Regions from separate parts of the Homo sapiens genome. Here region 2 is linked to region 1. Evidence: chromatin contacts called from ENCODE Hi-C or POLR2A ChIA-PET data. All regions are on one chromosome and are shown on one strand. Each heading gives the region's core, a stretch centred on a gene start or an enhancer-like site at or near the end of the contact. The rest is flanking DNA. Distances are from core to core; before and after follow the strand shown. Region 1 holds the start of CAMTA2 (calmodulin binding transcription activator 2). Region 2 holds the start of RABEP1 (rabaptin, RAB GTPase binding effector protein 1).

The links. Hi-C counts contacts between places; a loop is a spot of excess contacts on that map. ChIA-PET counts read pairs that join two places held with the same protein, here RNA polymerase II (POLR2A). Pooled maps may share reads with other maps.
Region 2: a pooled map shows a loop between it and region 1 (6-fold over the local background). The contact joins the promoter of RABEP1 here to the promoter of CAMTA2 in region 1. A Hi-C loop is called at or near these places in 11 of 50 pooled maps. POLR2A ChIA-PET finds 5 or more read pairs at or near these places in 2 of 52 experiments (PC-9 and WTC11).

What each region holds. Positions count from the first base shown.
Region 1 is chr17:4,985,140-4,989,259 of GRCh38, forward strand. It overlaps CAMTA2 (calmodulin binding transcription activator 2), which reads right to left and starts at 2,536. Exons shown (of 23, transcript NM_015099.4): 1 at 2,454-2,536; 2 at 1,053-1,147; 3 at 741-844. The coding sequence starts at 1,083. It overlaps INCA1 (inhibitor of CDK, cyclin A1 interacting protein 1), which reads right to left. Exons shown (of 7, transcript NM_001394789.1): 6 at 3,640-3,805; 7 at 2,991-3,415. The coding sequence ends at 3,266. It overlaps CAMTA2-AS1 (CAMTA2 antisense RNA 1), which reads left to right and starts at 2,605. Exons shown (of 3, transcript NR_187235.1): 1 at 2,605-3,086; 2 at 3,277-3,453; 3 at 3,548-4,120. RefSeq lists a silencer at 2,016-2,555.
Region 2 is chr17:5,280,422-5,284,230 of GRCh38, forward strand. RABEP1 (rabaptin, RAB GTPase binding effector protein 1) reads left to right here and starts at 1,863. Exons shown (of 18, transcript NM_004703.6): 1 at 1,863-2,099. The coding sequence starts at 2,066. RefSeq lists a silencer at 1,583-2,302.

The sequences.
Region 1 (4,120 bases), core at 1,286-3,785:
CGCGCCATTGTACTCCAGCCTGGGCAACAAGAGCGAGACTCCGTCTCAAAAAAAAAGGCCCTGGAGTAAGTTAGATAAACTATGAGGTAAATCAGTTTCCTCATCAATAACATAGGAGCAATAACAGGGCTTGCTCTATAGAACCGTTAGAGGATTAAATGAGACAAGGCAGGCCAAATGTTTAGCACGGTGCCCAGTATGTAAGGAATACTTTACTGGCAGTAGCTTTTGTTTTTACCCAGGTGGCTATGCCACAGAAAAGAGGGCTCCTTCAAGATCCATGTCTTTTTGTTTTTGTTTTTGAGACGGAGTCTCACTCTGTCACCCAGGCTGGAGTGCAGTGGCGTGATCTCAGCTCACTGCAGCCTCCGCCTCCCTGGCTCAAGTAATTCTCCCGCCTCAGCCTCTCGAGTAGCTGGGATTACAGGCGTACATCACCACGCCTGGCTGCTTTTTGTATTTTTAGTAGAGACGGGGTTCCACCATGTTTGCCAGGCTGGTCTTGAACTCCTGACCTCAGATGATCCACCCGCCTCAGCCTCCCAAAGTGCTGGGATTACAGGCATGAGCCACCATGCCCGGCCAAGATCCATGTTTTTATACCTCTCCTAGGATCCCCAAAGAGCTTAGAATGGTGCTCTGCACTTAGGAGTGTTGACAGACACGGAAAGACCCCCCACTCACCCTCCTCCAGCCTACTAGGTCTTGCTGGGCCCCAACCCCCAGCCTCCCTAGAAAACCTCATTTGTATTCCACCGTAGCCTCTCTGGAGGCAGCAGCGGGCAGCGAGGAAGACACTCCAGCAGCTTCTTGGGGAGAAAGATCTTCAGGTGGTGGCTGTTTTCTAAAGGGAATTAGAAGGGAGGGTTTAGTGTGCTACCCTGGGGCATCCCTGTGATAGTCCAAGGGGAAAGGGCTGAAGGCAATACAGAGCACTGGGGAAAACTGAAACCTCACTAAGGAGAACAGAAAATCCAAGAATTAGAGGGCCACTAAAGCGTGGGGAGAACGAAAGGCTGTGGCCACATTGGGAACCTGGTTTGTGAACTTACCAGCAACCTCGGTGGTGTCCTTGGTATTCATGGTGAGGGCTCCAGGGGGCAAGGTCACCCCCGGCCTGAGGGGCCGGGGGGAGGGGGAGTCTGTGCTGGGAAGGGAGAGAACAAGGTCATGGCAGAAGCCCCCACATTAATCCAGGATGAGAAGTATGAGGTAGGGAGTGGGTATAGAACTGGGTCATAGTATCTGGGAAGGATGAGGAAAGGGAGGGAGGGGCTGACTGTGATGTGACAGTAGAAGAGAGAACAACACACAGTGCCCGGAGCCAATATGAGTGAGCAGACTGGACAGGAAGAGTGAGCAGGAAGAAATGGGTTGGGGTGGGGGAGCGGGGAGAAGACTGGCAGGGCTTGGGCCTCAGAGGCCCTAAACCTTGAGCTTTTGCACAGACTGGGGCTATGGTTGGGTCAGGTCCTGGGGGTTGGGACTCAGGCCATCCGGTCCTTGGAGGATGGTTTGGCAAGAGAGCCTGGATCCTGGGGGCAGGGCAGGAGATTCTACCTCCGGTAGAAGCTAGGCCTTTAGAAGACACGCCCTGAGTTCCTTCTCTGTTTGATTTTTCCAAGGGGAAGGGCAGATCTGATAACTGAACCTAACCTATTCTCTCCTCCAGGTTGGTTAGGACCTGATAGAATCTGGGCCAGACACCCAGATTCCCACCCTCAGGACAACCCACCCTCCGGCTGACAGCCCTCTCTACGTAGCTCCCTCTCCCCAAACGCCTCTGCCTCCCCTGGCCTCCAGGCCTAGCCTACCCCATCTACCGCTCTGGCTCCAGCCTGAGCCCCCCGCCCTCCTCGGGGAACAGATGGGAGCTGGCGGAGGCTCTCAGCACGGGCTCCGCCAGGTGTCCAGGATGGAGATGGGAGGAGGCCCGTCGGGCTCGGCTATGTGCAGTGAAGCTGGGGTTGGGGTAAGGACTCCGCCCCAGGGCGCAGGTGCGCAGTCCTGGCTAGGCAGCCTGCCAGGGTGCGGAGCGGGAGCGGGTCCTTGGGCTGCACTTGGGCGGCGCCGGATCGGACGCTTGGCACTCTGGGCGGCCCCCCGGCGGAGTGGTGGTCCCAGGAGAACCTCCGAGGTGGGAGGGTCCCGCCCGCATAGAGGGATGTTCTGGAGAAGCCGGGAGCAGAGTCCGCGGGCACGCGGTGGGCGAGGGACAGTGCAGGTGCCGGGTGCGGGGGTCTCCGGGACAGTCCCCGGCACGCGCTGGTCCGCCGTGGGGCCCTGCGGTGAGCGGCGCCCCCTGGCGCGGGGGAGGAGGACGGAAGCGGGAGGTGAGGGCGAACCGGGAAGAGGGACGGTGGTCCCTGGCGCGGCGCTCCGCGTCGGGACCTGGAGGAGCTGCGCCCTCTGGCGCGGGGGCGGAGAGGCGGGCGAGAGGCCCTGGCTCTTACCTCCCGGGGTCCCGCGGGTGACGGCGGCAGCGGCCATTCTACCCCACACCGACCCCCCCCAGCGCCGGCTGACAGCGGCGTCTAACGTCACTGCGCACGGGGCGGGGCCTCCCAATTAAGGGGATGAGGGTCAGGAAGGGAACCTGGGGTCAGCACACGTGGAGTTCTGGGTGGGGCGCTGGGCAGAGGGACTCGGCTTCTAGGGCTCTGAGCCAGGCCGAGGGACAGACTGCTGGGAAGTCCCCAAAAGGGCAGCAGCACTGAGGGGCAGGATTCCAGGGTCCTGGAGGCGGAAGCTCGGCCGACTGACTCCCAGTTCGAGAGAACGGGGCGGGGGCAGCCCACCAGTGCTGGAACCCGAGGGGCCGGGCGAGGAACGCTGGACTGGGAGCAGGACCCTTCTCGCCTCGGACAAGACTCCTTGTCTGGGGACCCAGCCCGACTTCATTGTAGCTGGGTCCTCGAGAAAGCGAAAGGAGCCCTCCTTCCCCATTGGCCTCTCCATCGCTGCATCCCAAGAAGAAAGACAACTCGGGCTCCACTTGCTTGCTTTTTAATAACAGAGCAGAGAGAATACAAGGCCAGGAGCGGGGCCTGGAGGAAAACAGGACTTGGGGTGCTCCTGTGAGAGCGGTGGGTTGAGATGGGAGCCCACGGGGGCTGTTAATGCCTAGTTCAGAGGATGGGAAAGGCAGTTGGAGAGACGAAGGAAGGGGAAACGCCTTCATGTCAGCAATGAGGGTGACTCTAGTGACGGAACTAGTCTTGGGTCCCTGGGGCACCACTAGCCTCTCGGCATCGGTGGTTTCTCCTTACTCTTCAGACGCTGCCAACTCCATCCCCCAGGGATTGTGAAGGGGGTTCCTTCTGGCTGTGACAGTGCTGAACGAGGCCAGAGAGTGCAGCTGCCTGGAGGCACAAGCCTCCTCCTGATCCAGGGGGCTCCAGGGAGACCAAAGCAGCTGTCAAGATGAGAGAAATTGAAAAAGAAAATGGAAAAGTAGGTCTTCTTTCCAGATTTCCTAGTACCCAAGCTTAGGTACCTCGAAGTCTCTGGTTCTCACCTACGTTATTTTTGTTTCTCTCAAATCCAGCTCTCCAGCCTGGCTCTCAGCTTCTGCATCTCCATGCAAGACCAGAGACCCACATCACTCCCTCACTCCACCCAGTTCCACTCCAACAATACCTGGGCCCTGCCAGGAGTGAGAAAACGGTCCTCTTCCTGTGGATAGGTTGCTCTCTCCTCTTCCAGATCAGGGTATTCATTGGTGCTGGGGAATCCACAGCCCTCTTCGCCAAGCACCACTGGCTCAGATGCAGCCCCAGAGCTGCCCCACTGGGCCTTCTTCAGTCTGTGGAGACTTTAGGCTGAGGAGAGAAGTGCCTGGAGGCCAGGCTTCCTGTCTCTCCATTCTTCACCTTTCTGTTCTGAAATACTTCCTGCTGGGACTCCAGGGAGTTGTCATTTGACCTTTAACCCTCCACTCCCAATTTTCTGCTCCCCTCAGACTGAAGCATATTGTCTAGGAACCCAGAGGTGACCCCAACCTCCCCACTGTCCTCCAGTTCTATGGTTTGCTTTCCTGTCTTCAGTGATCTAGTTTCCACTCCTTCCAGCTCATGTGGCTCATCCTCCTTACTGCAGTTCCCTCCTTCTTTCCATATTA
Region 2 (3,809 bases), core at 613-3,112, 290 kb after region 1:
TTCTCTGCCTCAGCCTCCCGAGTAGCTGGGAGTACAGGCGCCTGCCACCACACCCGACTAATTTTTTGTATTTTTAGTAGAGATGGGGTTTCACCATCTTGGAGAGGCTGATCTTGAACTCCTGACCTCGTGATCCACCTGCCTCAGTCTCCCAAAGTGCTGGGATTACAGGCGTGAGCCACTGTGCCCGGCCTATTATTATTTTTTTATTATACTTTAAATTCTTGGATACATGTGCTAAACGTGCAGGTTTGTTACATAGGTATACATGTGCCATGGTGGTTTGCTGCATCTATCAACCCGTCATCTAGGTTTTAAGCCCCGCATGCATTAGGTATTTGTCCTAATGCTCTCCCTCCCCTTCCCCCCACCCCCCACAGGCCCCGGTGTGTGATGTTCCCCTCCCTGTGTCCATGTGTTCTCATTATTCAATTCCCACTTATGAGTGAGAACATGAGGTGTTTGGTTTTCTTTTCCTGTGTTAGTTTGCTGAGAATGATGGTTTCCAGCTTCATGCATGTCCCTGCAAAGGACATGAACTCATTCTTTATGCTTTCACTTTAGCTTCTTTTAGGGATGTCTAGACTCTGCCATAGAGAGAATGGATCTGGGAAAGAGACCACAGCTTCAGCCATCTGGAAAGGGAATTCTGGGGCCACAAGTATTCAGAACTTGGTCCTGAAGTGCCAAACCCTGTGGACTCCCTCATCCTGGGGTGGGATTGCTGGGTCTTAAAATGTACATAATTCCTGATGCTCCTCTCTGATTTCAAAATAGCTTTTTAGGCCGGGCGCGGTGGCTCACGCCTGTAATCCCAGCACTTTGGGAGGCTGAGGCAGGCGGATCACGAGGTCAAGGGTTTGAGACCAGCCTGACCAACATAGTGAAACCCCGTCTCTACTAAAAATACAAAAATTAGCCGGGTGTGGTGGCGTGCGCCTGTTGTCCCAGCTAGTCGGGAGGCTGAGGCAGGAGAATTGCTTGAACCCGGGAGGCAGAGGTTGCAGTGAGCCGAGATCGCACCATGGCACTCCAGCCTGGGTGTCAGAGTGAGACTCTATCTCCAAAAAAAAAAAAAAAGCTTTTTAAACTACCTCCTTGGCATGGGGCACTCCAGGTGTCGAAATCAGACGGGGAGTGGTGATTAGAGGGGAGTTCCTAAAGTATAGGGCCCAGGGGCCCAAGTATAAGGGCCACACTTTGTGTATATGATTTCTCCTTTCCTGCCATGAGTGCAGGGTCTGTACCTGGCTGTATCTCCAGCATCTATCACGACTGAAAACCCAAACGTATTTGCTGAATGGATAGTATACTGGCCTCTGCACCAGAAGACCTGGGGTCCAGGCCCAGTACTGTCGGAAACAGTTCTTCATACTTTATTACCTCGTTTAAACTTTTCTTAGCCATTATATTGATAAAAATTCCAAGAGGTGAAGTGACTCTCCCAAGGTCGCAAAGCTAGAAGAGGTAGAGGCTGGAACTGCACCCCGCCATCGGTCCTCCTCTCTTACTCATTTTTTTTTTTCCCCTCACTGTGCTGGGGTGGAGAACCGGGACCGGCACCTTCGAGAGGCCAGGCCTCTGCTGCAGCCCCTCTTCTCCAGCTCCGCTCGGCACTCAGCCTCCCCGCGCCGCTGGGTCAGGCGCCCAGCTCCGCCGAAACCCTCCCCTCCCGCCGCGCTCCCTCCGCGCTCCCTCCGCGCTCCCTCCGCGCTCCCTCCGCGCTCCCTCCGCGCTCCCTCCGCGCTCCCTCCGCGCTCCCTCCGCGCTCCCTCCGCGCTCCCGAGGCCCCGCCCCTCCCCTCGGGCCAACGTCACGTGCCGCCCCATCCCCCTGCGCCTGCGCACTGCTTATTTCCCGCTGTCAGGATGAGGAGGCGGAGGTCGGCGGTCGGGTCCGTCTCTGCCCGCGGCTGTGGCGGCGCCGGCGGATCCAGCCTTAGCGGTTTCTCTCTGGGCGGCGGCGGCGGCGGCTCGGTTGACGCCTCCTCCGCCAGCTGAGCCCGCGGGAGCCCAGGACGCCGCTTCCCCGCCCATCCCCGCTCCCCGAGGCCGGCCGCCTGGTCATGGCGCAGCCGGGCCCGGCTTCCCAGCCTGACGGTGAGGCGCCCACCATGGCAGGCGCGGCGGGCGCGGCCTGCCCGGCGTCGGCGTCGCGGGAGGATTTCGGGGCGGGCAGGCGGCGGCAAGGGCGCGCGCAGGCCCCGGGGGTGACCCCGCCGGGCGGAGGCGGGGGCGCGCGGGCTGCGGCGCGCGAGGGCGGCGCGGGCGCCCCGGCTGCCGTCGCTGGGGAGGGGGCGGGAGGCGCGGGTGCAGCGCTTGCGGGAGGGCAGAGGGAAGGGCGTGGGGAGGCTGCTGGGTAGCGTGGGGTAGTGTGGGGAGGGAGCGGTTCTGGGTAGCGGGGGACCGGCACGTGGGTTCTGCCCGTGGGGGAGGATGGAAATCGGGAACATGTGCTATATTCGTTAAAGAAAAAAAATCTTAGCTTAGGTAGTGTACCCTCCCTGCCGCCCCAATCCTTGCTATAGAACTCTTTGCACCCAGTTATGTGACCTGAAAGTAGTTGTGTACAGTAACTGGATTTAGTAGCATTCCCTGAATGGCAGTGTGGCTTAATGGTTAAGTGTTGGGGCCTGGGAGTCTAGAGGACCTGTATTCTTAACCAGCAAGCTCTGGGCTCATTTCTTAGCCTCGTTGAGCCTCAGTATTCTCACCCACGAATTAACCAAGAGGTTAATTCATGCCTTTATATTTTATCTATAAAAATAGCAACACGAATGTGTATATACAATAATAGTATTATGGAGGTATTAGGAATAATGAGAATAGTGTTTGAGAATGCTGAGGCCTACTTGCACTACTTGAAGATATTTGCTTGTGGAACTAAAAAAAAAAAAGTGAAGTCGAAGAAATGTGTCATTTATATTCTTGGAAGGAAAAAAGGGCCCCATCCTAAATAATCAAAGTTGGTTGTCAGAGCCCTTCGTGACCTTCTGGGAAATTGGACTAAGCTGTGCTTCACAGATTGACTACATGGTTCCAGGTTTTACCACCTAGAATAGATGTTTGGAAATAGTGTGCTTGGGCTTTTCCAAGGTCCCACTGTATCTAGTTGTGAAAGTACTTTCTGGTGTATTTCTATAATCAGCGTGTGTGCTTAGCATCTTTAAGTGTGAGTAGAGTAGAATGTTGGGAAAAGGGGCTTGGTACGGAGTAGGTACTTTAAAACTTGGCTTTCCTTGGGGTTGTCTCAAAATAACCTTTCGTGAAACCCTTACTTTTTATTTTTGCCTTTGGGGAACTTGAAACCATGTTATCAGATTTTAAGGTTCTGGCTGCTCTCTGGGAAATGTGCTTCAGAGCCTGTTAGCCTGTAGTTTTGGGTGTTGTTGCTTGCCTAAGGGGAGATGTCCAGTAAGCATTTAGACTTTTATAAGAACCTGCTTTGCTGTTTCTGTTCCAGGAGAAGGGAAGGGAAGCATTTTTGGTGGGCTGTCAGAGAGAGGAAACTGGGATGTCTTCAGGCTGCATTTTAATGATCACCTTTTGCATTTGGTGTCAGGCAAGAAAACTTTGTTCTTCCACAATCCCACTTTGTTACTGCACACAGAGGCAAGATACAGAGAGCTTGTGGTTCTGAACAGGAGTGGTAGGTATGCATAGCTGGCTGCTGCCTTCTCTTGAGTTGCATGGAAAGAAACGTCTAGGGCAGCTCAGGTGACATGACCGTCTGGAATCAAAATTCCCTGCCTCTTTGAAGATATGAAATGGTCTTCCTTGTAAATAGGCAGAAGTGACTAAGCACTTGAA